2 separate regions of the Homo sapiens genome follow, and region 1 is linked to region 2. The links are chromatin loops, found by intact Hi-C in ENCODE. Cell type or tissue: chondrocyte. All regions are shown on one strand. Each heading gives the region's core, and the rest is flanking DNA. Links, peaks and the distances in the headings are about the cores only. Region 1 overlaps LOC107984553 (a long non-coding RNA gene). Region 2 overlaps XPO4 (exportin 4).

Region 1 (2,925 bases), core at 153-2,652, 650 kb after region 2:
CTTCTAGGTCTGGCCAGGTGTGGTGGCTCACGCCTGTAATCCCAGCATTTTGGGAGGCCGAGGTGGATGGATCACTTGAGGTTAGGGGTTTGAGACCAGCCTGGCCAACATGGTGAAACCCCTTCTCTACTAAAAAAATACAAAAGTTAGCCAGGCATGGTGGTGCATGCCTGTGGTCCCAGCTACTTGGGAGACTGAGGCAGGAGAATCTCTTGAATCCAGGACGTGGAGGTTGCAGTCAGCCAAGACTGCACCATTGCACTCCAGCCTGAGCAACAGCGGGAGACTCCATCTCAAAAAAACACAACAAACAAAAAAACCCACAAACAAAAACAAAAAGGAAATCCTTTCATGTCACCATGTATAGAAATTTGTTCTTTTAACAATGTACAATGTCCCATCGAATGTTACTGAACCATCTCCTTGTTAAGTGATAGTAGCATTGTCTCCCATTTTTCACAAAGTCTACCCTTCCCCCCATTTTTCTTTCTTTTTTTTTGAGATGGAGTCTTGCTCTGTGGCCCAGGTGCCGCCCCCCCACCCCCATTTTTCTAACCTAAATTCAGGGCTTTGCATTGTCCCTGTTACATTTCATCTTGCTGGTTTGGGCTCATCCTTCTGGTCCATCCAGATCTTTTTGAACCCTGTCTTCAGTTTATTAGCAATTCATTCCAACTTTATGTCATCTGTCAGTTTCATGAGCGTGCTTTCTCTATGGTCACTTAAGCCAATAAAAATGTTGAATAAGGAATGCCACCAACAATTTCCTGCTAGCTTAACATCAGTTCACTTACCAACATGATTCAAGTTTGGAGTTTTATGGATAAAGTACTTAGCCACATCTCATTCACAAGTTTCCATTTCATAGTAGGGATATTATGGAAGGCTGTCAAGTGTTTCTGCAAAAATACCTAAGGGTATCCATTATTTGATTAGCCATTTCAAAAACACATTTACGGAGATCTTCATCTGGGCAGAGCATTATTCCAGGCCTCTGAAGAACCAAAGATGATTTTGAAAGGAGGTCACAGTGCAGACAGCAGGTGTGTATATAAGGTGGCTACTTTACAAAACAGGATATGGCAAGCTGGACATGACAGGCACAGCAAAGTCTCTGAACAGAGTTCGGGGCATGAAATTGTTTCTTTTGGGGGTCTTCAGGAACAATTTCATGAAAGCTAAATCATGAAAGATAGCAGGCTTTTGCCAGGAAAAAAAAAAACAAGACTAGTGATTAGTTTGGCGTTTTCGGTTTCTTTGAGAAGCGAAATAACTTATCAAGGACTCTTTTTGCCACTTGATGTTATAATTGGTTGATAGGTCTCTCAGAAGCCCTTTGTGCAAACTAGAACCTGCAGGGATGTGCAAAGCCTCTCTCTGCTGCCATCTGCTGTCTTACAAGAGGTAACTGCAAGAGGTTGAATCCTCCAATGCCCTGGGGATTCCCATTGCAGGGCAGGGGCAGCAGCCTGTGTTAATAACCACCCGAACAGCCACATGTACCCCTCCACAAAAGTGTCACTGTCTCCATTGCTCTGGAGTTTGTATTCCCAATTTGTAATCTTTGTTAGGGCACTCATAAAAAATTAAAAACAAAAATTCACACAAACATACACTACTTTCATTCATAAACAACACAATAACCAAACTGAGAACAATATCAGCAAACATCTATAATCTCGTGGTTGTAGTTAGTAGCTTTTTACAGGTCCTTATTTAGGTTTTTCTCAGGTTTCTCTAACTATTCTGATCCTTGGATTTTGAAATTTTACTATCTAGGACTATAAATGCTATGACGTCGGATTATTTCTTGACACTCATCCACGAGGGGAAAATCTCTTATTTAGAAAAATGTTTAAATCAACATCTAATGTAAACATGGAAGCTCTCTAAAGATTCAGCATCATTTTATTTTACTTCTTTTATATTCTTACGAAGGGAAATCACCTAACATATTTCACTCAAAATTTTCAGGATTTTTACTAATTGTGACATCTACTTTTCAAAAATAAGAAGTAGGTTTGGGAAATTTTGAGTCACAATAAATCAGGAAAGTATGATTTTTTTTTCACATTTGCCCTGCCTTTTCCAAAGGAGAGAGATCTCAATGTGAACAGATATTTGTACATCCATGTTCATTGCAGCTCTGTTCACAACAGCCAAGAGGTGGAAGGAGCCCAAGTGCCCATCAGCGAATGGACAGAGAAGCAAAATGTAGTCTATGCATGCAATGGAATGTTATTCAGCCTTAAAAAGGAAGGAATTTCTGACACATGCTACAACATGGATGAACCTTGAGGACATCATGCTAAGTTAAATAAGCCAGACACAAAGGACAAATATGTATAATTCCACTTAGATACTCACAGCAGTCCAATTCATAGAGGAAGAGAATGGAGTGGTTGCCAGGGGCTGGGAGGAGAGGGGATTGGGAGTTGTCTAATGAGTACAGCGTTTCTATTTGGGAAGTTGGAAATGTTCCCGGAGACGCTTGGTGGTAATGGTTGCACAGCAGTGTGAATGTACTTAATGCCACTGAACTGTGCACCTAAAAATAGTTAAGATGGTAAATTTTATGTTATGTGTGTGTGCACATGTGCATTTACTACAATTTTTAATGAAAAAAGTGAAAAAAGATCTTTTAACACAAGAGACAATGGATGGGCTGCATTGAAAGACATTGATTGCGATCAAGCATGTTAAGATGCGTTCTGAACTCAGACACACATCAAACCCTGTTAATGTCTCTATCCTATTTTATTAGCACTATAATGCACTGAAATAAACTCCTAAGCCCATGCACATTAACCATAAACATTAAACTAAGAGGACAGGTCTGAGCACACAGCTGGGCCTTGCCCTTCCTTGTGAAAAACAATCACATTCAAGTCTGGTCAAGTTATTTAGGGGAGAAGGACCAGAAAA
Region 2 (2,876 bases), core at 1-2,500:
CCCTTAATGTAAATAATTGATATCCAGAAGTATTAATAGAGTATATGCTTTTTATAATTTATAAAAAGATAGAGGAGAGAATTATATGAGAATTTTGGTTTAGGTTTAATAGTTTCCTTTTGTAAGATTTCTTCCTGTATTTTCTTACTGATACTTTTGTAAGATTTATTGAATCTTTAGCTTATCATCTCCCTCTTACCAAAACACACTGTTGCCCCCCTTGCTGTATTATACCTGGAGGGCATAATTAGAATGTGAGAGACTCTCCTCATTTCCTTGGAATAGAGTTTTTCATATATCCAGAAGTAGCAAAATTTATAAATATGATTCCCTTTGCTTCTGCCACCTGTATTCTTCCTCTGTACTTGAACTGTCTGCAGCTCTTGAAGGGAGGTTTGGGCTTTCATTCTCTTGCAGTTATAGCACCTGAAGTATTTGCCTTCTTACTCTGAGGGATCACACATCTGCTAGCTACTAAAATGGTAAATGGTCAGCTTTGGGGCCAACCATTTTATTATGGTTATGTGAACCCATTTATTTGTCTCATATCCTATATAATTTAAAAATAAAATCATGACACCTTTTATAAGCATACGAAATATTACAAAATCATTATTTTCCTAGTTATATTTCATTTGTTAGATTTGGCATATTGAAAATAAAGAGAAATAAAACTGGAAAACAGTAAGTGAAATACATTTAAATTTTTATGAAGTATGAAGAATTGGCCAGGTGTGCTGGCTCATGCCTATAATCCTTGCACTTTGGGAGGCTGAGCCAGGAGGATCACTTGAGCTCAGGAGTTCAAGACTTCCCTGGGCAACATAGTGAGACCCTGTCTCATTAAAAACAAACAAACAAACAAAAAGTACACACACACACAAAACACAAAGAATTGATTGCCTTACTCAGAACATTTATTTCATATACTATAGCCTTTGGCATCCCGTTATTGTGGAAAATTTCAAAGATACACAATAGTGGAGAGAATACCCAGCTTTAAACAGCCAGTCTTGTTTCATCTGTGCTCTGCCATCCCCAGAATATTTTGAAGCAAATCCTAGGTGTCAGATAAATCAGTATATTGTAGTATTGGGTGAAGAACACAACATTGACCTTAGACCATGATCGGTGCCTCTTAAGAAAATGAACTCACTCTATATTGTTAGCTCTTAGGGTTCACGGGCTGATTTTTTCCCCCTTTTTAAATTCGGGCTTCTTTCTTTTGGCTTTTTTGGCCTTCACCTCTTTCCCTGTACCTCCACAAGGGGGCAGATAAAGGAAGAGAGAAGGGAAGTTTAAATGAACCAGATTTGAGTTTCACTTTTGTTAATCAGTCGAATAGAGTTGCAGAAGATTTTGGGGGTGACTTTTCAGAAACAAGCAGTGATTTTTCTCCTTGAAACAACTCATAGTGCCCCTCCTTGCTCTTCAGAGACAGAATAATATTAGCTATTTTAAAAGGGGTTAAGCAATTATCTTAAAAAAAAGTTTCCAGAGCATTATTACAGCCTTTAATTTTCCCTGTGAATAATAATTTTTCTGTAAAAATAACGATTTAGACTTTACTCAAAATATAGTATTTGAATTTCTATCTACTTTTTTCAGACGATAGCTCTGGGTGATTATCATTAAGATTTCTCATTGAGTGATGTGAATGTTGCATAGTCGAAGTATTTTAGCTGGGCAATTGATTACCAATGGAAGGGGCATAACCACTGTTTTTTGTTTGTTTGTTTGTTTTGAGACAGAGCCTCTCCCTGCCACCCAGGCTGGAGTGCAATGGTGTGATCTCGGCTCACTGCAACCTCTGCGGGAGAGTGTTTTCAAGCGACTCTCCCGCCTCAGCCTCCCAAATAGCTGGGATTACAGGTGCCTGCCACCATGCCCAGCTAATTTTTGTATTTTTAGTAGAGATGGGTTTCACCATGTTGGCCAGGCTGGTCTCGAACTCCTGACCTCAGGTGATCCGCCTGCCTTGGCCTCCCAAAATGTGGAGATTACAGGCGTGAGCCACCGTGACTGGCCGAGTTTTCTCATTTCTTCAAAGCCTCAGTTACTGTGGCAGTATCAATGAATCGTATTCATAAAAACCTACAAATATATGATGGTTACTTTGTTTATGGTAAAACAGTATTCTGTTTGAAGCATGTTTGAAATTGAATGCCTGAACACCATATAAATTGCTTTTTAGTCTGTGGGAATTTTAAATAAGCATCTATAAAGTTTTTTGTCAATAGATTATTTCTTTGTCTTGATATTTAGATACTGTGACCTGTGGGAGTTTTTTTTCTTTAATATTATATGTGTTTACTCTTTTTGTTCTTTTGCTTTTCCAGTGAATATATTTCTTCTGGAAAAATGCTATTTTTCCAAGTAGACTATATGAAACTCACATTTTGTATATGTGGTGTTAATTGTTGCAAGATATTGGGGGAAATGATGGGATAAACTTGCAGAAATTGATTCTTTTTACATGAATTTTGGCATATGCTTTGCAGTAAGTGTATTTCCTTCTGTTGCCACCATTAAATTCTCTGGTTCTCAAAGTTTCTGTATGCCTACAGCATGACACATAATTACAATGAAAGCATTACCTTACATTCCTGTAACATTCTTTTTTTCCCCAGGCACTTAATGCCTTCTATTCCTTAGCTTCATGGATGAATTATGTAGCATATGTGAAGAGGCTTAAACTGTTACCATTACAAATTCTTTCTAGATGGCTCCTGTTATATTTAGGATATACTTATACTTTAGACAAAGTAAGAATGTTATTGTTGTTGACCTTGACACCAAATAACTGGGCAGACATTATATAGCTATGTTTGAATCCTCGCAAAATGTGCTGTTGAAGCCAACAGAGTCCTGGCGGG

Evidence for each region. Hi-C counts contacts between places; a loop is a spot of excess contacts. Peaks named below come from ENCODE experiments on the same cell type or tissue, not always from the same donor. Only the 100,000 strongest peaks of a DNase experiment are listed, where the experiment ranks them.
Region 1: it touches region 2 in a loop (4-fold over the local background); 16 of 110 quality-filtered maps call a loop at or near these places.

The regions. Positions count from the first base shown.
Region 1 is chr13:20,180,908-20,183,832 of GRCh38, reverse strand. All of the region lies in intron 1 of LOC107984553 (a long non-coding RNA gene), which reads left to right. Among named protein-coding and RNA genes, the nearest start is that of GJB2, 11 kb to the left of the region's middle. In chondrocyte, for the core only: CTCF peaks have their summits at 1,197 and 1,396 (motif pointing left); no DNase peak of the experiment used is centred there.
Region 2 is chr13:20,827,108-20,829,983 of GRCh38, reverse strand. It overlaps XPO4 (exportin 4), which reads left to right. Exons shown (of 23, transcript NM_022459.5): 7 at 2,805-2,876. Among named protein-coding and RNA genes, the nearest start is that of EEF1AKMT1, 55 kb to the right of the region's middle. In chondrocyte, for the core only: CTCF peaks have their summits at 1,040 and 1,250 (motif pointing right); no DNase peak of the experiment used is centred there.